Linked DNA regions of Homo sapiens: regions 2 and 3 are each linked to region 1. Evidence: chromatin loops called from intact Hi-C (ENCODE). Cell type or tissue: ascending aorta. All regions are shown on one strand.

Region 1 (8,000 bases):
CAGAGCGAGACTCTGTCTCAAAAAAATAAAAATAAATAAATAAATAAATATAAATAAAATTCAAACTATATCAGAGTACAACAAACAGGGTAAGGGTAAACAGGAACGGGTGTTTTTCAAGAAATGCTTTTGGTTATATTGTATATATGAGTGTACAAAGTCAATGTAAAATGTATGTTTTACTGTGGGTTTAATTTTTTTTTAACTTAAAAGTTTAAAAAGTTTCTACTGTTTAATATAATGCATGGAACAGAAATGTCTGGAGCCTTAGAAATGGGTCACAAGTTGCTAGAGAGCTCACATGCCCGAGGGGAGAGGTGACAGTTCCTGCCAGACTGAACAACTCTGTCCACTTGTTTTCTTGCTCCAGTTGACTGTGAAGCTCATGTCTGTGGCACAGCAGTTGGGACCATGGGGTAACTAAGTGCATTGCCTTGGCTGGGAGCACTGCCAAAAACCCCTGCATGCCTGAGGGACAGACAGAATGGTATATCTGACATCTTATTAGTCTTTCTTTCTTGCCGAGAGATTGTTGTGAAAATGAATTTTGATCCTCAGACAGAAACTGGAGAGAAAACCTGGAGACAGAAAACTAAGTGTGAATATAACCCCTCCACACACACACACACACAGCACCCACATACCCACACATATGTGCAATTATTTTACTCCCTCAATACCTTAAATCAGGGACTTTGCTCTCCCTGGGACAGGACTGTGCACATGTACTGAATGGACTCTCCTGGCACTATGGTTAAAAAGCAGCTACTAACAAGTTCTAGAGACGGTTTGGAATAAACAGGCAAGTCATGGAATGCAACTTTTTGGACCACACTGCACAATAGGATGTCTATAGCAAGACTGAAAAATAATTTTACATGTGTGTGTGCAGATAGATAGAGTTTTCCAAACTAAGGGATGCTGCTGCCAGTTCTACAGGGAGTTCTTTCCATTATGCGGGATACGGAGAGTGGGTCTGTTTTTGTGTGCCCAACATCCCTTCCTGATTCTGACATCAGCATCCTCCTCCCTCCATTTCCTATGAACAATTGTTCCTGGTGGGCTACCCATTCTAATAGTGGTTCCAGTGGGACTGTTAATTACAATGTCTTGCTCCATCCCCCTGGCTTCAAAGAATAGCCCATGGGGAAGACGAGAGACCCAAGCTGGTCCAGCAAAGGTATTTCCCTAGCACATATATATATATATATGAATGAAATGGGCAAGAACTCAGTCTTTCCTAATGAGTGGCTAAGCTTGGAAGCCATAAGTTGGAGCTGTCTTTGGCCCCATTTTCTTCCAGCCAGGTGGAGAAAGACTACTGCTGCAAAAAAAGAACAAGGAATCTGGTCCCCAGTGATGTGACCAAACATAGGAAGGTGGGTGGTGTGTGTGTGTGTGTGTGTGGTTTTTGTTTGTCTTTTGCTTAAGCTAGAATAAGTTGGTTTTTGGAATTTGTACCTGGGAGAGTTTCTTCAGCACTTGTATAATAGAATGGGTCCAGGATGTAGAGTAAAAAATCCATGTTCAAATCCTAGAGCCACTTCTTATTAACTGTTTTAAAGATATCTCACTTGTCCACACCTCAATCTCATCTGTACAAGAATAATACCTATTCCTCAGAGTGCTTGTGAGGCTTAAATGAGTTATCTGCATGCAAGTGCCTTGTTTAATGATAAAATGTTGTCTAAATGTTAAACATAATTACTAATCCAAGCACCTTGCTCTTAAAAAAACAAAAAAAGTTCCCTTGTGCACCCTGCCAGTCAATCCACTCTCCCCCGGGGAACCACCACTCTGCCCCCTATCATCATAGATTGTTTCAGAAACCTAGATTTGAACCCCAGTGCTGCTCACTGTAACTGATGAATTTAAACCAAGTACCTTATTTCTCTGAGTTGCAGTTTTGTAAATGCAGTAAAATGGGTTGTTTTTTGTTTGTTTGTTTCATTTAAAGGCCAGGCTTAATGGCTCACGCTTGCAATCCCAGTGCTTCAGGAGGCTGAGGCGGGAGGGTGGCTTAAGCCCAGGAGTTTGAGGCTACAGTGAGCTATGATGGTGTGACAACACTTCAGCCTGGATGAGAGAGAAAGACCCTGTCTCTAAAAAATATTAAAATAAATAAACTTACATTGGAGGGTTGTTGCAAAGTATGCTAGGGTAGTAAGATAAGCTTTCTAATAAAGAGCCCTAACATGTAGCAAGCTAAGGAGCAAGCAGTTTATTTCTGTCACAAAACCACCCAGGATGGATGCTCTGGAATGGTGAGTGGCTTGGACACCAACTCTGATAAACAACTTGTGTTTTTTGTTTGTTCGTTTGTTTGTTTGTTTTTGAGATGGAGTCTAGCTCTGTTGCCTAGGCTGGAATACAGTGGCGTGATCTCTGCTCACTGCAACCTCCGCCTCCCAGGTTCAAGCAATTCTGCCTCAGCCTCCCGAGTAGCTGGGATTACAGGCGCCTGCCACCACACCCAGCTAATTTTTGTATTTTTAGTAGAGACGGGGTTTCACTGTGTTGGTGAGGCTGGTCTCAAACTCCTCACCTCATTTTCTGCGCACCTTGACCTCCCAAAGTGCTGGGATTACTACAAGCGTAAGCTACGAAGCCTGCCCAACTTGTGTTTTAAGACCACTCCATGTTCCACCAGCTCAGCTAACAGGAAAGGAGGAAGGAACATCAAAGAGGCAGCCTGCTTTCTAAAAGCTCTGGCTGGAGATTGGCAGGCCCTTGCTCAGCTTCCATTGGTGAAAGTGTGGTCACATGTCCTCACCTGGCTTCCAGGGTGACCGAGGAATGCAGTCCCAGGCTGGACAGCCATGTTCCAGCTACGACTCTTGGAAGAGGAGAACAGATTGTGGTGTAGAGCTACTGCATAAGGAGTAAATGAGAGAATGAGGGTAAAGAGCTTAGAATAGTCCCTGAAATGAGGTAGTAATCAAATATCAGCTGTGTTGATATTATGCATTCTCTCATGCAGTAGGAATTAGAAAAGAAAGCTTTTTCTCAAACTAGGCCACACAATGACTCTTTCAAGGAAAAATGTACTGATCTCATGATCGTATTCTGCCAGCTTCCTTGGCAGCTCTGAACGCATTTCTTAGCTCCTTTTCTCTAAAGGTCTCCATTCTTCTGCCCCAAAGAGCTTCTAAAATAATCCCTAGAGTGACAATCTTGAAAGACAGGCCATGGAGCAAGTTCAGCCTCATCTGCTGAAATGCCCCCTTATGAGATGAGCAAGAAGAGAAGACAATTAAAAGATGATAAATGGGCATCAGATTTGCTCCATTTCCCAGCCTAGTTTTGGCCTCACTATGAATTCATGCAGACCAGTGTGGAGACCCTGGGAGTTTTTTTCCTGTTAACCATGGCACTGACTACCTCCCATCCTGCTGGCAGACTTGTGGGGAGGGGGTGTGTGGTGGGCACCTGGCAAAAGAGGAGATCTGAGATTGATTGATGGGAAGCCTTCCAATGCCATAAATAATGCAGCCCTGAGTCCCATTAGCCATGGAAATTCGCAACAAGTAACTAATGAAGTCTTTAATTATGAAGCCTAGCTATTTAGTGTTCCAAGAAGGCACGGTTCCTAATAAATACTCTGGCAGAGGCCATAAGCAGGGGGTGGGCTGTGTTGTGTGGCTGGTCGAGTATATGAGAGACCACCCACAAGGCCGAGATGGCAGAGCAGCTGGAGTGTGGCTTGTTTGTGACCTCAGCAGATGGGCTGCCAAGGAAAAAAAGTTCCCGACTGCCCTTTTCCCTGCCCCTTACCCCGCCCTCTGGACCGCCCAGACGCGTGTGAGGAATTGGGCCATGGCTATGGCCAGCCCACCTGCACGCAGCTCATCCACAAACATTACCTGGCTCCTTAACGACTTGTTTTGAGCATTTCCACCAGTTAATTAATTTGCAGGTTCACCTGTTAGCTGTGAATAGGATGTGATTTCTTCCATCCTGCTTGTTACGGCTTCCAACTGTGACCATGTGCAAGCATTGCTTGGGGAAGAAAAAGTAGGAATGATTCTATCCTCTACATAGATTATGAAAAAAAAAATGGGGAAACCAGGAAGCACTTCTTATAAAAGTGCATTCAAGGTAGAGATGTCCGGTTTGGGGGGGCAAATGGATTCCCTAAGACTGTGTCCACAATACAACATAAAATGGAGGCAATTCTCCAGATCATTTGGGCTGAAATTATTTTACTGAAAGATCCAGAAAGTTGAAGCTGGGTTGCTTTTACATTTATTTTTTGTTTCTAGTCTGACTGGTCCAGAAAATTACCTCAATTTTCCAGCTCACTTCACTTGTCCGGCCAACTTACGGGGAACTCAGTTAATTGCTTTGTTCCTGACAAGGTTCAAATCTCAAGTCCAAGAAATGTGGCTTCTAGAGGCAGCCCTGGTGTGCTTGGGCCATCCCAACACTGCCTTCCCAATGACTGGAGGGCATCAGCGCTACATTGGGGTAGGTGATGGAGAGAATGCCATGTCATCTAAAAACTAAGAGCCATATAGACCCCACCATAGACTTCCAAGGGAATTATCAAAAGAAGGGAAGCCTATATTAGAAACTTTCAAAGCTCCTTCGGGTGGTATCCATGGAAACTAGAGGAAACAAAGGTAACAGGCCAGCCTTACTTCAGGTTGTGGAGGCGGCCCAGAGTGAGTCTGAGCTAATAAAGAATGCTCACTAAAGTTCCTGCACAATCTGTTGAGACACTTGCAAGCCTCGGAGCATTTTTTACTTTGGCCTGGAGCCCTCTGAATCTATTTAGCTGATGATTAATTGCAGGAAAGGTCCTGGGAAACAGATCAGGAATAGAAAGTGGTTTATATCAGAGTGATCATTAAAATTTGATCAAAAGCTAGACTTGGCTAGTTACATTTTGAAGGCATTTTCTGAGCAAGTTCTAAAAAGCAGTTCCCAGCCTTCCCCACCATGAACTCTCATTGAATTTCCAAGTAATGTTTTCGGGCAGTGCTACAAAATGGGTCAGAAAGAAGTGGAACAAAGCAGCTGAGTGGGTTGGGATCTTTTCAGGTGGTGATGTGGAGAGCAGAGCAAAAGAAGGGGTTTCAGGGATAAGGCAACTGGTGAAAAGCTTCAGAAGCATCCGCAGCAATGAGTATGATTGACTTCAATCTCTGTGTAGGAAAAAGTAGCATACAATCGATTTTGAACTTACATGTCACTTAGGTCTTATAAATTAGTAAGTCTGAAGGTTGGGATTAATAATATTTTCCCATAGCTGCAGTGCTACAAATCCTTAGTTTTAGGTGTCGCCTTAGATGACAGTTCTTCCAGAAGCCTCCCATCCATCCACCCAGGCTGCACCAAAGACTACCTCTCCTGGTGCCCCCAGCACCATATCTACCCAGGGTAACTTTATTGTACAGTTGTGAGTGTCTTTTTATATCTGCATCCCCTACTAGACTATAAGTTCATTTTGAGAGGACTTTTCAGCTCTAGCTCAGTGCTTAGTACTCATAAGTGTTTCATAAATATCTGCTGAATGAATGGAAAAATGAATAGTTGTTAAGTTTCCAGCTCTTCCAAAGAAATCTGTTTCAACAGGAGAAAAGTAAAACCCTAACTCTGATTTTTTATAGATGATATCTGTTATTCTCTGCTACCATCCTGACACAAGAATATACCCTACGTGACAATTCCTGATAGTTACATGGGTTCACACTGCTTCTGTCAGAAAAGGAATTTTGGCTTCCAATCAGGAACTCAGAACACCAAAACCATATTCATTCTGCTTCGATGCCTTTAATAAAGACAGTTGCTTTCTGCCTCCCCACCTGCTGTGGCTGGGAAAGAGGATTCTTTTCCTTTCTTTTCTGCTTATGCCCTTTCTACTTAGTATATAAAGAGGAGTATCTCCTAGGGGTTGCAGCAGAAAGGACTCGATACTCAAATTCATAAGCACAGTTCTTGTATCCCAGGGAACACCCATTAAGCAATGGATGTGTATCCTGGGAGCTGTCTGTCTGTCTCCCTCCCTCTCCCCCCCATATTAAAAAGGAGGAAAATAAATAGACCATTTTGAACTTTTATATTTCTCTTGTAATAAAATCATTAAGAATGCTCAGCTCAGTCTGTTCTTGCTCTGCACTCTCACAGCCAAAAAGAAGCAGCTATCCCCAGCCACTTTGAAAGCATCTACTACTTTTTATTTTTTTAACACTGTTTCCTTTGTGCATTCCTTAGCTTTGCTCTTGCCATCTTGCAATATACAAACACATCCCTTTCCATCTTGAGTTGCCATTTGATCAGGGAAGCTTTTGCCCTTAACTGTCTGGATTGTGGAGATTTTTAGCTACTTTATTGTTAGCTGATGTCCTTGGCAGCTGGAGTGAGGAGGTTTGAGGATAGCAAAAGTATAATAAGAAAGTAAATTATGTAGGTAAGAGGTAAAGACTGATCTGCCTTGAAGGCAACATCTATCCCATTCACGTTTTGTGAAAAATATTTATATAGTCAAATAATATAACTAGCGACTATTAATTTAACCAAAATGTGCTATAACTATCTGGGAGAATGAAGAATGGAAAGAAGGGACATACTGGGAGAAGGGGAAACATGGGAAGGTTTTAAGGAGTTAAATTTAGCTCTTCCATAGGAGAAAGTCAATACATAATGTGCAATGCTTTCAAAGCAAGGGATTACTACAAATTTTAATATGTAGCATTTTCATTCACTTCATGATTTCATTCACTTCATTCCAAAATATTTTCTAATTTCCATTTTGATTTCTTCTTTGATCCAGAGGACATTTAAAAGCATATTCTTAATTTCCATAGATAGGAAGGTTTTCTTTTCTTTTCTTTTCTTTTCTTTTCGAGACTGTGTCTCGCTCTGTTGCCCAGGCTGCAGTGCAGTGGCGCCATCTCCATTCACTGCAAGCTCTGCCTCCTGGGTTCATGCCATTCTCCTGCCTCAGCCTCCCGAGTAGCTTGGACTACAGGTGCCCGCCACCAAGCCTGGCTAATTTTTTTGTGTGTTTTTAGTAGAGACGGGGTTTCACCGTGTTAACCAGGATGGTCTCGATCTCCTGACCTCGTGATCCACCCGCCTCAGCCTCCCAAAGTGCTGGGATTACAGGCGTGAGCCACCGCGCCTGGCCGATGTGAAGGTTTTCTAGGGTTTTTTGGTACTGATTTCTTTTCATCTGCGGTGTGCAATTCTTTTCATATGCTATATAACTTCAATCCTTGGAAATTTGTTTCAACTTGCTTTATGACACAGTATGTGATCAATTTTTCTATATATATGCTTTACAAATATATGCACTGTAGTTGTTGAATGCTCCATCTTATCTCTCAAGTTATTTGGCACTTGTTGCTAAAGTGTTCTGTGTTCTTACCAATTTTTATCTGCTTGTTCTCAGTTACAAAATATGTTTTTTAAAAAATTCCCGCTAGGCTGGGCACGGTGCTGTATCACTTGAGCTTAGGAGTTCAAGACAAGCCTGGGCAACATGGGGAAACCCCATCTCTACAAAAAATACAGAAATCAGCCAGGTATGGGGGCATGTGCCTGTAGTCCCAGCTACTCGGGAAGCTGAGGTGGGAGGATGGCTTGAGCCTGGGAAGCGGAGGTTACAGTGAGCTGAGATTGCACCACTGCACTCCAGCCTGGGCAACAGAGTAAGACCCTGTCTCAAAAAAAAAAAAAAAAAAAAAAGAAGAAAAAAGAAAAAACCTCCCACTAAATCTAAATTAATATTTTTGTCTATTTTCCTGTTTAGTTCTGTTAGTTTTTGCCTTATATTATTTTGAAGATTAGATTTTTAGGTGGATACAAATTTAGAATTGTGATATCTTCCTAATAAGACGTATATTTTATCATTAAGTGTATGTTTTTGGAGATATGGTTTACTAGTAACTGATAGAAATAAGGCTATACCCACTTTGTTTTCATTGATATTTAAAATGTATTTTAAGTCCATCTCTTTACTTTAAAAAAGTATTATTATTTTACAAATAATATCT
Region 2 (8,000 bases), 84 kb before region 1:
AGTCAGGATTTTTTTCATGGTCACATGCACATGGTAGGTTGTGGCTTGGATACTAACAGTAAAAATACTCAAAGATCGGCACAAAATATTGATACACGTACACATTCATAGAGAAACATGCACACACACCAGGGGTCACCAAATCTCTCATAGATCAGGAGATTCACCATTCTGCAGTAAAGCATAAAGTCTCAAGGATGCATACGTAAATTATACCATTAGGATGACTACAATTTAAAAAATGAAAGAAAGAAAAGGAGAGAGAGTGGAAAAAGGAAGGAAGGGAGGGAGGGAGGGAGGGGAAAATAAGAATTGTTGAGGATGTAGAGAAATTGGAACCCTTATTCACTGTTAATGGGAAAGTAAAATAATGTAGCCTCTATGGACAATAACATTGTGTGATTACTCAAAATATTAAAAATAGAATTATCATAGGATCCAGCAATCCCACTTCTGAGTATATACCTAAAAGAATTAAAAGCAGGGGCTTGAACAGGTATTTGTACACTCATGTTTGTAGCAGCATTACTCAGCATTACTCAGAACAGCCAAAAGGTAGTAGCAACCCAAATGTCCATCAGTGAATGGATGAATAAACAAAATGTGGCATATATATATATATATATATATATATATATATATATATACACATATATATACCATGAAATAGTATCCAGCACTAACAGTGAAAGAAATTCTAATACATGCTACAACATGGATGAACCTTAAAGACATTATGCTAAGCAAGTCACAAAAGGAAAAACTATATGACTCCACTTACATGAGGTACCTAAAGTGGTCAGATTCATAGGGACAGAAAATAGAATGGTGGTTGCCTGAGGTTGTGGGGAGGGGAGAATGGGGCATGATTGTTGAGTGGGTGTAGAGATGGATGGTGATGATGACAGCATAACAACGTGAATGTATTTAATGCCACTGGACCATACAATTAAAAGTGGTTAGGATAGTAAATTTTATGTTGTTTGTATTTTACCACAATTTAAAAATATAAAAAATAAATAAAACGTAACTTTCCCTCCTTCCAAAACTGAAGAGAAACTGCATGAGAATAGGGTCTCTATCTTTTTCATTTACTGCCATATGCACAGTAAGGTCTCCGTAGCACAGAACCTAACATCGTAGTAAGTTGTTGGGTTAATATCAGTAAATATCTGCTAATGAATGATAAACAGATCAACCTGTCAAAGTCATTGTTTTATTGTCTTACAGCCTTTCCTGAGCCTAAAAGTACCTCCAGATGGCCACTTATACTCCTTTTAAACCCCAAACCTACCTTTTGTGCCTAAGTAAAAATAACTTAGAAGCTACAAGTCACTTATTAAGTTGTAATTGACATTATATACAGATGTTTGAAACTGTTCATTCAGCTTCTAAGTGCCCACCCTCATCGCTCCCTGCATTGAAAAGATCGGCCAGAAAAGATGATGTGGGATTTCCCTGCCCAACTTCATCCCTTTTCCCAGACCTCCTCAATAGACAAATAGAGATTTATAAAGCCTTTGCCTCTGGCCTGGCTCGGCCTGACTTCCCTCTGAGTCTGGGGCTCTGCCTCTTCTTGCTGTTCTGAGTTCGGTTCTGCTCCTGTTTTCTGGGATGTTCCCTCTGGTTGTTTCATCATTCACTGGTTATCTCAGTGCCCCAACCCTAGCTCTGCTTTTATCCCCTTCCTCCCTCCACTGCCTCCCAGCTTCATGACCTGTGTCAGAGTGTGGGATGTAATTGCTTTCCTGTGTGCTTTGAGGAGACTTTTTATTCATTTTTGAAGGCTTTGTTCTGAAGTAACCTTGGAAGTGCTTTGGTCTCTGTTCAGATAGTACCCTTCTCTTTTCCTTTGTTCCCTTCTGAGAAAACTCCTAAGAATTATTTATTCCTCCATGTCTTTAAAATACTTCTGTCTTCGTCCAGCAGCACAGGGTGGTCAGTGTAAGAAACCCGTGAGAGAGCCTGGGGAATAGCACCATTGAAGCTGATTAGTGGGAAAGCCTGGAAACCTCTAAAGTGGTGGGGAACAGCCATAATCCCAGGGTAGGCAAGAGGTCCTGCAGGTCTGAATTCAGCTCTACATGGTTCCAAGGAGAGCTCCAGCCCCAAATTCCACACTCCTGCAAGGCCCCAGCAAGCATGGCTCAGACCACAAGGAGAACTGCTTCAAAGGCATTATTTTGCCTGAGGAAAAACATATACACCTATCCTGCAGGTGCCGGGCTTGATCTTGGCTGTTCTGCAGTAATGATCCTGCCCCATCTGAGACCACGACTCACTTTGGAAGTCAGACGTGGCATTCTATGATGGCTGGAACACACATATCCGATCATGTAACATAGGTGTATATATTTAAAACGTACGCACACACAGGAGACACACACATTCTGCTGGTAGAAGCTTGATTATAGATGAAGGGCAGTGACAGATGTTAGCATTTTCCACCCCACCAAAGGCCAGCTCTTCAAAGTGATTCCATACAGCTTTGTTACTATTTCATTTAAAGGCCCTCTTCTCTTTAAAGTTTCTAATGAGATGTTATTTCTGCTCCTGATTATAGGGTGAAAGAACAGCCTTCTTCCCACCCTCTCCTCTCTCACACACACATTTTCTGTGGTGCAATTGCCAAATCCATGCTTGAGATCCAAGAGTCGTCCAGGTTGGAATGCTTGGAGCTGCTCCCTGTTTCCTCCTCAGAGCGACATTCAGAGCCATTTCCCAGTATTATGTTGCCATTTCCAAGATTGTTTATTCAGTAAATAAATAAACGATGATGGCCTGGGATGCATGAGGTACTGTTATAAATACTCGAGATCAGTTAAGCTAAAGCCAAACCTAAAGGTCTGGCTAAAACCCAGTCTGGAAGAGTCTGGAAGAGGGCATGGACACAGCCTCTCCCCACCCTGCTGGAAGGCTGTTGGTGGTTCCCAGCTGTCCACTAGCAAGCCCTCCTACAACGCCCACCATTCAGCACCATTGCAATGCCCTCCTTCAGTCCTGTTTATCTCCCTTGTTGCCCTGCGCCTTCTGTAGAGTTCAGTGCACATTCCTACTCCTCCGTGAAGCCCTCTCTGATTCTTTTGAACTTGAGTCCCTTGAGTTTCTCTGGAGCTTCCCAGGACGGTGAGCTCTTGCTGCCTCATAGTGCAGTATTTATATTCACGTGTTTTCCCCATCCGGAGCTATAAGGAGAGCAAGGCTTCATTGTATAGTTCTCTCGGTGTCTTATGTATAAGAGATTAATACATATTGAAAGAATGCACGCTAATAAATGAATAATTTATCATCAGCTGATTCGATTAGAATCAGTCTAATGAGAACAATAGTAATTTCATACATCATTTTCAAGGCATTTTTATTTCTTTTTGGGTCTATTAGAGAAGTAGTGACACAGAGGCATCTTTCTTTCAGCCTGAAATTAGATATTAAGCAGAATCAAGAGTTAGGGGGAATGCATGGGGCTCACCCTGCTACAGATTGCTCAGCATTGCATAGAATGCCAGAGGCTAAGGGCCCCTTGGCAGTTTGTTCACTCTTTATAATCCAAGTGAAGAAACTGAGGCACCAGGTCATGCATGCTGTTAAATATCAGAGCTGGAACTCAGGGCTGTTCAGACCCGGCATGTACATCATGTCCTACTGATTTCGCAGGTCTCATCGCTTTGTGTCCTACCCTTGTCTTGTGGGAGAAGGGCACCCAGATATGAGTTACGATCATCTCACCTATATAATAGCATGTTGATGGGACATGACTCATTTAAAGGAGGCTGGAAAAATGGGTCGAGTAGTCACATTAGCCTTGCTAGATTCACATGTAATCTGACTCTGCAGATGGTGGTAGCTTCTGCTTGTAGAGCTAGTCATGGAAGCCCTGTCAGTGCCTTGTATTCACTCCACTGGAGGGTGCTGGGGGGATGAGGGAGCTGTGTGTGGGGTGGGCAGTGTCACCTAGTAAAACAGGTAGAGTTTGGGGGTGCCAGAAAGCCCTGGGTTTTATTCAATACCAGCTCTGACTTATTTCCTGTGAGCTTGTGGGTAAGTTCTTCCAGCCATCTGTTTCATCACCTATACGTTGGGAACGATTATAACAATATCTCCTGTAAATATGTCCAAACAACAGTGAACAACAATTACATTCTGGCTGCTACGATTGGGGCAGGGTGGGAAAGTTGCACTTTTCACTTTATGTATTTCTCTAGTTTTAATTTTAAATTATGAGCACATGTGACTTCCTTAATCAGGAATAAAGCCATAAAGCTTTATTTGTGAAAACCACCTCCAAGGAGGGTTCCGGTAAGCATGGAATATCTGAAATCTGCTGGGTTCTTATAGAGTGGGAGTTGCTGCTTCCGTGCCTGCCTGTACTAGGTCAGAGCAGTTAGAATTTTGTGTCGTCTCTAGTTGCCAATATTTGTCTTTAGCAGCTCGTCAAATTTTCCTTGGTGTGGGTTGCTACATGCCCTCAATCACAGAGCCAAAACACAGATAGCTTTCTCCTTTTTAATTTTCAAAGGCTTCTAGTCTGCCCCCTCCGCTTTGGGGAGCACTAAAGTCTGTTTGGAAATGTGGCCTTTTTGATGCCAAAGGCAGTCCCACAAGCCTCGTATCCCCTCCACCCCACTTCACACAGCACATCTCAAGGAGCACGCATGAAACCTTCACTGTTAACACTTGGTGCTGGCATCCTGGCTTTCATCCCGAGAAAATACACAAACCAAACCAAATCCACAGCACTTTAAAAACACTAATTAACTCTCACCACTGGCCTAGGCTACGCAGAAATGGCAAATCCCGCTGCCCCAATTTTATGTTTGGAGAAATCAGGGTAAGCAACATTTTCTAGGGCTTCTCTGAGCCAGATCACAGAAGCTGACCTGAAGGACTTGGCCTGGCCCTGCATCTGGAGTTAGGCCATTTGATGAAGGGCCAGCTGCCTCACCAGATCCCTTCTCTACAGCACCACGTGGTTAGTGGCCCATAACTCCATTTGTACATCAGCGTTTGTTTTTTTTTCCCCAGGGTTACTTTGATGCCAAACTGTCTCATGTCCAACTGACCATTTATTTATTTGCTTACTTTTCTTTAATTCTGGTACAGCCTAGAAATTTTAGCCATAGCTTCCAAGTGTAGCCTGTTAATTATAGTTGATTAAAGGTTCTATGCTGATTTTGAATTTCAACACAAAAGCAGACTAACTTCCAAACAGTCCCTCTCAGGTCCAGTGGCTCCGCCCCTTCCGTCTTCCACCCTGGAGCCTCCCCAGGTCTGGTAAAGATTTGGTGGTGTCCAGACTCCTTTTTTCCTCTCCCAGTCTGGACCAGTCATTCTCCTACCTCAGTTCCCCAGTCTTACCATCTGTAAAGATAAATATATCCATCTTTCTTGAAAGAGTCTACCATAAAATTCTGTAAAAACATAAAACCTCATAAAATTTTAGGGAACATATCCAATGAAATTAAAATTTACAAAGTAAATCTATTTTGTAAATATTTATTGATCTTGTCAGAATTTTTAGGGGTTTTAGGGTGCTTGTGTATAAGGCTGAAATAAAACTTTTGAAAACATTTCTGGGACGTTGTTGAAAACAGACTAAACGGCCTGTTTAGTAACCCATAATGTAAGATGTTAGTAATCAGGCATTTATAGACTGAAGTCTGTTACCTCTGGCAGAAAATACCTAGGGAATGAGTATATGGCCCCTGCTTCTAAAGATTCTTTTGAATCAGAGGAAAACATATGCCCAGGAAAGGATATTAACACAGTTATAAAATAAAGTAGAACAAATGATAAGTGATATAATATAAGCAGTAAGGACAAATGAAGAAGTGACAGCATTTGGGAGTGATTAGGAAAGGTGTTCTCAAAAAGGATATCTTTAAATTTGTCCATTACTTCAACAACTTTAGTTTTATCTTTCTTGATTTTAATGTGAATGAAGGAAAAGAATATTTAACACTATTAGTTTTCTATCACTGATCAAACAAATTACCATAAACTCAATGGCTTAAAACAACCAATACTTAACCATCACTCTATTTTCGTATTTTTTGAATGTTTTCAGTTCTGTAGGTCAGAAGTCTGACATGGGTCTCACTGGACTAAATCCAGGGTACCGATTGGCAGGGCTGCAGTCCCTTCCAAAGGCTGAGGGGACATCCCATTTCCTTGCCTTTTCCTGCTTCTAGAGGCTGCCTACATTCCTTGGCCCATGGCCTCCTTCCTCCATCTTCAAAGCCAGCAATGGAAGGTTGGGTCCTTTTCTAGCACATTCTTTGAACCTGGCTTCCATCATCTCATCTTGTCTGACCTGTTCTGCCTCCTTCTTCAACTTTTCTGGACTCTTGTGATAACATTGGGCCCACCTGGATAAATAATCTAGAATCACCTCCCTATTTGAAAGTCAGCTGATTAGCAATCTTAATTCCATCTGCAGCCTGAATGCCCCTTTGCCGTGTAACCTAACATATTCACAGGTCCTGGGGATTGGGACGTGGATATCTTTAGGGGGCCATTATTCTGCTACCACAAATACCTGCTGTGTTGCCCTAGACTTCATGAAAAATACAACAAGTCGCTTATAACCTAGTTGGAGAGAACAAGAACATACAAAAAGTTAAAAGAAAATCAGATAACAGTTGAAAGCTATGGTGGTAGAGACGTTACAAGTTGTACTTAATTGTCAGATCATTTCCATGGAGTCTGATAGTTGCTATGAGAGTGAAGGAGGGCTAAAACACTCAGGCCCTCTTTCACCTCCACTGAACCTCAAAGAGTTCCTAGGTGGAAAAGACCATCAAAGGAAATAGAAAAGGCTGTGAGCAAAAGGTGTGTGAGCCTATTTGGGGGACAAAGGGGAGGCATGAAAGAAGAGATGGGAAAGCTAAACAAGGACAATATGTCACACTAAGGAGATGGGATTTCATCCTGTATGCAGCAGGGAAGCTCCTTTTGTACAAATAATAGATGGGGGGGTGGTGCAAGAAATTTTTAAAAATACAGAAAAGCTCAAAATTTTTAAAAATACACACAAAAAAAATCACCCTAAACCTATTATTCTGCTACCCAGAAATAAGCATTGTTAATATTTTGGTGGGCTTTTTCTATTTCTATTTAGGGAGAGCTTTCAACATTTCACCGTTCAGTATGATATCGATTGCAGATTTTTTTTATACTCTTTATCAGTGTAAGAAAACTCCCTCCTATTCTTAGTTTGTAGAATTTTTAAAACAGCTATTGCTGTTGTCCACAGGAAAGTCCCTTTGTGTCTGCACTATTTTAATCCCAAAATAAAGAAAAATCTGCTAATTCCACAGGTGGTTATATAGATGCTGGGGTTTCAGCACTTCCTGTTTGACCGGAAACTCTCAGTGAAGTAAAAAAAAAAAAAAATCAGAAATTGTGGAAGTTTATTTGTAGAGACTCTTGTTTTGCCGTTAGGACTGTGGGTCCCAGAATTCTTTGGAATGACAGCCCTAGTCAAAGTCTAGCCATTTCTCTCCCAATTATCCAAACAAAGGCTGGTTTAGGCACTGCCTGAAAGGACTTGATAGATGTAATCCAAGTCCCATATCCTTAAGTGCCTCAACCAAGAGGAAGTCCTGGGTGGGCCTGATTCAGTCATATGAGTAAAATATAAATTTTCCTTTGTAGGCTGGTTTTTACTAAAAATGATATTGCTGGATTATCCTTGGAATCCATCTCAGCAAAGTGTTAGAATAATCTCAAGTATAAAGGCAGGAGGGGCTGGGCACAGTGGCTCATGCTTGTAATCCCAGCACTTTGGGATGCCAAGGTGGGTGGATTGCATGAGGCCAGGAGCTCAAGACCAGCCTGGCCAACATGGCAAAACCCCGTCTTTACTAAAAAATACAAAAAAGTAGCCGGGCATGGTGGCACACACCTGTAGTCCCAGTTACTAGGGAGGCTAAGGTGGGAGGATTGCTTGAACCGGGGAGGCAGAGGTTGCAGTGAGCTGAGAGTGCACCACTGCACTCCAG
Region 3 (8,000 bases), 210 kb after region 1:
CAGTCGTAGAGCAGCGCTTCTTAAACTTTAATGTGCCTGTGAATGTGAAATGCAGATTCCGATTCAGTGGGTCTGGGTTGGGGTCTGAACTTCCACAGTTCTCACAAGCTCCTAGGTGCCACCAACGCTGCTGGTCCAGGGAGCACACTTAGAGGAGCAAGGGGCTGGAGCGCTTCTGTGATCTTCAGGGCTTTAAGGAAGACTGAAGGCGGACACACAAGGAAGTTACCCTGCTCAATTTTTGTTGAATTTGGCTGAAGCTGGAAAAAAGCCAGTGTTTGACAGCTGTTTCTTGTCATATTGTCATCCTATAACGTTTTTGCTGCATGGTGGTGGTGGCACTTATATAAGGACAAGATTACAAGTGTTGTATATTGTGATTTTACTGGTAAAAATGCATATGGCTGGGTAGAATCTGAACATTGTATAATAGACATAATGACTTAATTCAGAAAAACACAGCCCTGAGCTAGCTGATGAATAACTGAGACTGTCCTAAAATAATGGAATAGGCTTTACGAGAATTCTAAGGGCAGAAGAATGGCCCAGATGTGGAAACTGTGAGGTAAAAATCATTTTGGTCATTTAAAATTTTCATGAGGATGTAGGTAGTTTTTCCCTTTGGGGAAGAATAAAACCATTCCCTGAGAGGCCAGAGTTCTTACTGGGCTCTGTGGTCTCTTGGAGAACAAATTAGACAAGGCCATGTTTGGGAGAGAAAAAGGCCAGAACTTGTGTTGGTTCTATGAGTTGTTGAGATTTATCCCAGAGGCAAAGAGTAAGTGACACTCGCCTATTTTCTTGGAGGGCTTTCCTCTGGATGGGTCTTTTTTCTGGGCGCCCGGCCGACTGCTTGCATCTGGACAGTAGGGGCAACAGCCATTTACAGTGCCACGGCCAAGCCCCACTTGGTACGGCATCCTCCCCTCCCCAGCCCCGAAATGAGTTCTGCATCCCATTAGCTGTTTCTGATCCCCCCACTCTCCATGGGATCACGTTCAGCCACTGGGGCCTTTTTGAGACTCTCTTGCATTGGCCTGTTCTTGATATGGGCTCCTGATAAGCGTTAGTTAGCTTTGGTATGGAAGCTGTGACTGGTGGTCTTCATAGAAGAAAGGCCAGGAATACCTCTGCACAGGTGTCCCACACGCCATGTGACTCCCATGTCCCCATGGAGAATGCCTAGGTCCCCGTAGGGCATAAACAGTTATTCTGATGCTCAGAACTCTGAGACTGGGGGGCTCCCACTTGTGATTTTGATACTAACCTATAGATTGTTATGAGTTCGTGTCAGAGTCCGGCACCTGTTGTCATGTGAAATGTTGAGGTCAGGTCTGGGAGGAGCCACAGCCTGCCCTTCCCCAAGGTGTTCCCCCTGCCGTAAGGAAGCTACAGCCATGCGGCAGTGTCGGGGCTAGATAGGAGCTCCAGAGGCGCCCCCAGCCACAGGCTTGGTGGGGAGTGGGTCTCAGCCTCACCCACCTACTGCAGCATCAGCATTGGGGTGGGAGCTGAGCTAGCAGGTGGAGCAGGCTTGGGAGGAGACAGCGCTGGGGGCTGACGGTGAGGGAGGGGCCTTCTCTCTCCTGGCCCCTTTAGTGTCCCCTGGCTGCTCTGGCTTTGTGTGGCTCTGGTGGGAGAGGGGGTCCTAGGTCGTCTTTGCTCTCCTTTATTCCTCCCCTCACACTAGCCATCGTGGACAATCCCCTCTTCCCTTTGGGAGGCACTGAGAGATGAGGCAGGCAGCAGGGGGTGAGATGGGAAGGGAGGCAGCTCCAGATCTGGGGAATCTGAGGGGGGTCTGTCTGTCAGTGTCTGTGTCTGTCCTCCCTGATTTGCTCAGGGAGGAGGTGGGTGGAAGGCCAGGACCCTGCCTACGTGGGCGCTCAGCGTAGTGCCAGTTCAGGACTGTCCGTGCAGCCCCTCGGCAAATGGCCTGCTCTGGCGACACCACTCCTTGATGTCTGACCCTGTGGCGTGGCTTGGGGTTCAGATGAAGCCTCATTTCCTCTTGTGGGATTCAGAGGAAGAAAATGTAATGGAACCAGTTCTAGAACACTAGAAAATGGGCTTTCTCTCCTCCTAAGAAGTCGTTGGGTTTTTTCCGTACATTCCAACAAACTTGTTCAGCTTATGACAAAATGCCATTAAAGCTTTTAAGTTTTTGCCGTCAACTTACAGTAGAGGGCAAAAAATAATATTCTAAGATCTGCAAAGCTGAAGTTGAGGCGGCCGTGTGACTTTGGCAGTGTTTCTCCCCAGGCCTTGCCCCTGCCTCTACCCGCTCCCACACATGTTGGCAGGTCCGGGGAGTTTTGCCAGGACGGCAAGGTGGCTGGAAGTGGAGGAGCTTGCTGTGATTTCATGGCACCATTTGCTGTTGATGGGGCCTCCTGACAAAACACTGCCTGTTTGGGCTGAGAAGGCCCTGGGCCTTCGGTGACGGACTGGAAGCCAAAGCTAAAGCCATTGCTTCCCTCAAGGACCTGGAGCCGCTTCAGTGACATGGGAAGGAGGGAAGATGGGCCCTACGTCTGGAGTTCCACTGTTCTGTTCCTATTTTGCTTTGAGTCAGGAAAAGAAAACCCAGCAGTCACAAGGCACCAGAGTGAGTCAGCGCTGGGGAGGGCGGTGGAGGCCGCGGAATGGGGGAGTCATAGACACGGGTGCTGTGAGGGTCCTGCAGCCGCTCCCTTGCTCACAGCCCTGTCCTTTGTGGGGGAGCCTGCTACGGCCCTGGAAGAGCAGTGCAGCCTGCTCGAGGACACACGGCTGGAGGCAGAGCAGCTCCCTGGACTCCCGGCCATTTCTCCCTCTCGGCGTCATGGTGATTCCCAGGAGGCCTGTGCTTCCTGTCCTCTCTGTGGAGCACACTGCGGGGCCCAGGCCCAGGGGCCGCCTCTCCTGTTCTCTCGACCTACGGCTCCTGAGAGCCCCCTCTGCTGTCCCTCCAGGAGGGACTCCAGGGGACTGTACAGCCAGGTCTCTGGACCCCTGAGAGCCTCCGACATGTACCCTCCTGGGGCAGTGGGTCCAGCCTTGTTGTTGTCATATCCCTCCTCTCCCTGCCCCAGCATCGGTGATTGGATGTGTCTCCTTGCTGGGCCTTCCTGTGGAGCCCTGCTCTCCTGAGTGGTCCGGGAAGGTCGCACGAAGCTCCTCCCTGGAGCATTTGGCATCTCTGCTGGGCTGCAGGAGGGCTCAGGCCTCCACTCCTCTGTTGTACTAATAGCATCTCTGGCATCTTTTTTCTTTCTTAGAGCAATGGTTTAAAACCCGAGGCAGGGCCTGTAGATTTGGAGGGGAGTGGTGGACCTCAGGTTTAAAAAATTCAATAAAACAGCTTCAGTTCTGGGAATGAAAAGCAACAATTTCAGGTGTTGATAAATGCTTGGCAGAGTTCTTTTTCTCTTTTCAGAGCTGATCCTGCAGATGAGGTTTTGGCACATGGCTTATGACTTAGCCCCTACAAGCAGGCAGAAATGTAAATGATGCTTGCTTTTCTTCTGCTTAAAAGGGTGCTCTGACCAGATTATAAACCTTTAGTTCAAGCACTGACATTGTTCTAGCCATAGAGGGCGTTTTTCCCTCTGTCTTTCATTCAAGGTGATAGAAGAGCTGTGCTTATACTTACCTTTTCCATAGCATCCTACACCGCCCATCCCCTACTCTCACAGCGTGAACAGGACTTTTACAAACTAATACTTGTTTATTACCATTTCTTCTCATATGCATTTGTCATAAGTCTTCTAAGGAATTTCACCAGGCAGCACTTTGTTCATATGGTTGGCATTACTCTCATACCTAATAGATAGAACAGAGCTTCATTTCTTTAAAAACATCTTACGGTGAAGGCTCAATGTTCAGTGCTCCTCAGCCTCTATCTTCATATAGTGATGTTTCTCTTTTATTGGGAGCAGTATCAGGAATGGGGGAGATATCTTCTGGAATCTTGGTTTGTGAAAAGCTGACGGCACTGACCTGGACCTAAGGAATTAGTTTTCACCCCCGTAGAGCAGTAAATCCTTAGCATCCTGAGGAGGCAGAGGGTTTGGTCTACTCGGCCACATCGGTAAGGCTGTGAGTGGACTCAGAGAGGGAGAGGAGAGAGGACAAGAGATGGTCCCTGAAGTCAGTGGCCACCGCCCAGTCTGCAGCACGACAGGGTTGTTGGCACCACGGGCCTCACTCGGTGTGTCCCTTTGTCCACGTGCAGCAGGCCCACGTGCTGTCAGCCTGGCTCACCATTGGGGAAAACATTTCTAATCCCTGCCCCTCCCTGATTTTTGCCTCTGACATTACTTGAAAGGCAAGTGAAATGATCATGGTAATAGTAAACTGACCCTAGAATTGTCAGGGTGAAAAGGCTGGTGTTTTGGTTAATAAGATGGAAAAAGTGGCATCTCGGTGGCATTTCTCTAGAACAGCCCCATTTAAATGACGGTGATGGTTTTATTATTCAGTTTTTTAAAAAAGGATTCATAGTATCTCAGTGAAGAACTGCATGTATCAGTTATTAACTGAAACCTAATGATGGTGCTTTAAACAAATTAAAAGTTTTGTTGTTTCCAGGTAACAGAAGAGATCCCGAAGCAGGTGGACTACGGTGTTAGCTTCATGATGTCATCAGGGCCCCAGGCTCTTTCTGTCTTTCTGCTTCATCATCAATAGCACAGGACTTTCATTCCCTAAGTCCCCCATGGCTGTAGGATGACCACAGGAGGCTTTATGGCCACATCTCTTAGCAGGAGAAAAGCCAAGGTCAAAGCTGAGTCAGGGTTAGGTGCAATGGCTCATGTCTGTAGTCCCAGGACTTTAGGAGGCCAAGGCAGGTGGATCGCTTGAGCCCAGGAGTTCGAGATGAGCTTGGGCAACATGGCAAAACCCCATCTCTACTAAAAATACAAAAATTAGGCTGGGCGCAGTGGCTCACACCTGTAATCCCAGCACTTTGGGAGGCTGAGCCGGGTGGATCATTTGAGGTCAGGAATCCGAGACCAGCCTGGCCAACATGGTGAAACCCCATTTCTACTAAAAATACAAAATTAGCTGGGTGTGGTGGCACGTGCCTGTAATTCCAGTTACTCAGGAGGCTGAGGCAGGAGAATCACTTGAACCTGAGAGGTGGAGGTTGCAGTGAGCCAAGATTGTGCCACTGTACTCCAGCCTGGGTGACAGAGTGAGACTCTGTCTCAAAAAAAAAAAAAAATTAGCCGGGCATGGTGGTGCTGCTTGTACTCCCAGCTACACAGGAGGCTGAGGTAGGAGGATCGCTTGAGCCCAGGAGGCAGAGGTTGCAGTGAGCCGAGATCATACCACTTGTGCTCCAGCTTGAGAGACAGATCGAGACCCTGTCTCAAGAAAGAAGCTGAGTCAGATCCCTTTTAAGAGCTTTCACAGAAGTCCATCCCCATCTCATTGGCCACTGTATCTGCAGAGGAGGTTGAGAAATGTAGGCTTTTGAGCCGGGCCCATTGCTACCCCATCAAGTAGGGTTTTATTCAGGGCCAGGACTGAGGTGGGGTGAGTAAGACATTCACCTTTGGTGCATAATTTAAGGGGGCACCAAGAAACTCAATCGTCAAGGTAAAGAATGTTTTATTTCAGTATAGCAGTGCCATAGTGGAACCTGAGGCAAAAAGAAAGGAATGCTGATGCTATCTTTATTTTAAAAATTGATGTTTTGTTCATTGTGAATTTTTTTTTTTTTTTTTTTTGAGATGGAGTTTTGCTCTTGTTGCCCAGCCTGGAGTGAGTGCAGTGGCACGATCTGTGCTCACCACAACCTCTGCCTCGTGGATTCAAGCGATTCTCCTGCCTCAGCCTCCCCAGTAGCTGGGATTACTGGCATGCACCACCATGCCCGGCTAATTTTGTATTTTAAGTAGAGACGGGGTTTCTCCATGTTGATCAGGCTGGTCTCGAACTCCCGACCTCAGGTGATCCGCCTGCCTCAGCCTCCCAAAGTGCTGGGATTATAGGCGTGAGCCACCATGCCCGGCTCATTGTGAATTTTTAAATTTTGATTTTAAGAATATTGTATAATAAAATATTATTTATCATGATTAAACCATTTTGCACCCCCTTAAATTTTGTGCCTCTGCTGAGTCCTACTCTATGCCAGGCCTGGCCATAGGTTCTGTTAATGAAGAAGGGGAGAATGGGTATTGGGTAGGAACCTAGCAGTCTCTGCCAAAGAAATGTTACCCTCTGCTTACTCAAATCCTTGCATTGCTGGTGATGAAATGAGTAAACTTGTAGTTGAAGGGACACCGTTGTCAAGGCAGGGGCTATGGGGCATTCTTTCTGCCACCCAATACCTGATAAGAAACAATCCTAATCCTTCTAGAATAAATGGGCAGTCATATCTTCATATTTGCATATGGAATTCTCTGGCAGGTACAGGTGTTGTTGGTGACCAAGGATGAGTCTGTGTGGTCAGAGTCTTATGATCAGTTTGGGTTCCATGTTATAAAAGTGATTAATAAGGCCTGACCCAATAGGTACAGAGTCAGCAGCCATGGAGCATGGAACTTCTGGGAAGAACCACTGACTCACAAGGCCTTATCAGTTGCTGTAGAACTCAGGGCAAATGACCTCACTCCATGATGGACGCTTTGAGGAAGGGAATAAATGAATAAATACATCATATCTAGGGAGAACTCACTCCCCAGCACCCTGTTCCGTGTGTAGACAAATCTCTTGGGATGACTGTTTATGGTTCAGCCTGATTTCATGTGAACCTTCTTAGTGGTTATGCTTCTACAAGAAGTATTAGAGAAACAGTAGACTAAAGCCACATGTATATGTGAAACCAAAAATGGTTAATTTTCTGTTTTTAAATACTAATGGTATAATTTGATTATTAGAGACATGGGTTAGAATTTTTTCATTATTTTTAACAGTCACTTGGTATTTCAGAGAAACTCATTTTTTAAATTAAAAAATTAAAAATTTAAAAAAATTATTTGCAATTTTGAAAAAATTTTACTGATGATGTTTAGCTATGAATTGGAATGTCCTTGAGTAATTTACTAAAAATAATGTGCCTGATGGATCTTATGGCTTAACTTGGCATGGGCAAAATGGCATTTGCCCAATCTTCTGTTCTGGGAACTAGTTTATTTTCTCTCCCTTCTTCCAGTTTCCACAAATTTGGTCTTGCAGGTAGATTTTATTGTAATTTTTAAAATAAGTTGTAAATCAGTTAATACCTGAAATAAAAAGACAAGTGCTGTTGGAAGAGTTGGTACATTCATGAGCCTGATTTTTGCAAAGATATTAAAAAACATTTTGTGGGTATGATTCACACCCTGATGCTTTTATAAATTCTTGCATTGCACAAATTTATGATTCAGTCTGTCAGATGATTTCCTTCCTTGAGACTCTCTAATATTGCAAAAATTCAGTGATTTGTTTCACAAATTCTTTCATCTGTCTCGTCATGTAATGCTTTCTGTTCTTAAAGCTGTGAGCATTTTCTTTTTTTTTTTTGAGACGGAGTCTCGCTCTGTCGCCCAGGCCGGACTGCGGACTGCAGTGGCGCAATCTCGGCTCACTGCAAGCTCCGCTTCCCGTATGCTACATGCCAGCCTTGCTGCGTGGCCTGGCTCCATCCTGCACCAACCCCCTGTTACTGCTAGGCTGCAAAATGCTTTCCAGGGGCAATGTGTGGCTTCATGCTTCAGGGAAAAGTGTTATACTTTCTCTCTGCTTTTCAACCTTTCACAGGAATACTGTGACAGTAAAGCGAGGTCATCAGTAAGAGTCCTTTTCAGTTCTTATGAAGGCAGTTGCTACAGGATTCCAGGTGTTGGTCTGCGCAAACTTTTAATTCTTATTATTTATTTAGAAATAGGTCCTCACTCTGTTGCTCAGGCTGGAGTGTAGTGGCACAATCATCGCTCACTGCAGCCTTGAACCCCTGGGCTCAAGTGATCCTCCCACCTCAGCCTCCTGTGTAGCTGGGACTACAGGCGCATGCCACCATGTCTGGCTAA

The links. A loop is a pair of places that touch in the nucleus more often than their neighbours do. Peaks named below come from ENCODE experiments on the same cell type or tissue, not always from the same donor. Only the 100,000 strongest peaks of a DNase experiment are listed, where the experiment ranks them.
Region 2: a loop joins it to region 1, with 2.1 times the contacts of the local background. A loop is called at or near these places in 3 of 110 quality-filtered maps.
Region 3: it touches region 1 in a loop (2.5-fold over the local background); 5 of 110 quality-filtered maps call a loop at or near these places.

What each region holds. Positions count from the first base shown.
Region 1 is chr5:78,742,905-78,750,904 of GRCh38, reverse strand. All of the region lies in intron 3 of LOC124900191 (a long non-coding RNA gene), which reads left to right. Among named protein-coding and RNA genes, the nearest start is that of LHFPL2, 98 kb to the right of the region's middle. In ascending aorta, no CTCF peak of the experiment used is centred here; DNase peaks (open chromatin) are centred at 2,754, 3,091, 3,728 and 4,714; H3K27ac peaks cover 3,845 bases.
Region 2 is chr5:78,827,255-78,835,254 of GRCh38, reverse strand. All of the region lies in intron 6 of ARSB (arylsulfatase B), which reads left to right. Among named protein-coding and RNA genes, the nearest start is that of ARSB, 150 kb to the left of the region's middle. In ascending aorta, no CTCF peak of the experiment used is centred here; a DNase peak (open chromatin) is centred at 4,934; H3K27ac peaks cover 3,528 bases.
Region 3 is chr5:78,529,137-78,537,136 of GRCh38, reverse strand. The region is part of intron 3 of LHFPL2 (LHFPL tetraspan subfamily member 2); the gene reads left to right. Among named protein-coding and RNA genes, the nearest start is that of LHFPL2, 120 kb to the left of the region's middle. RefSeq lists an enhancer at 3,678-4,177. In ascending aorta, CTCF peaks have their summits at 3,364 and 3,580; DNase peaks (open chromatin) are centred at 2,616, 3,046, 6,566, 7,578 and 1 weaker place; H3K4me3 peaks cover 944 bases; H3K27ac peaks cover 7,594 bases.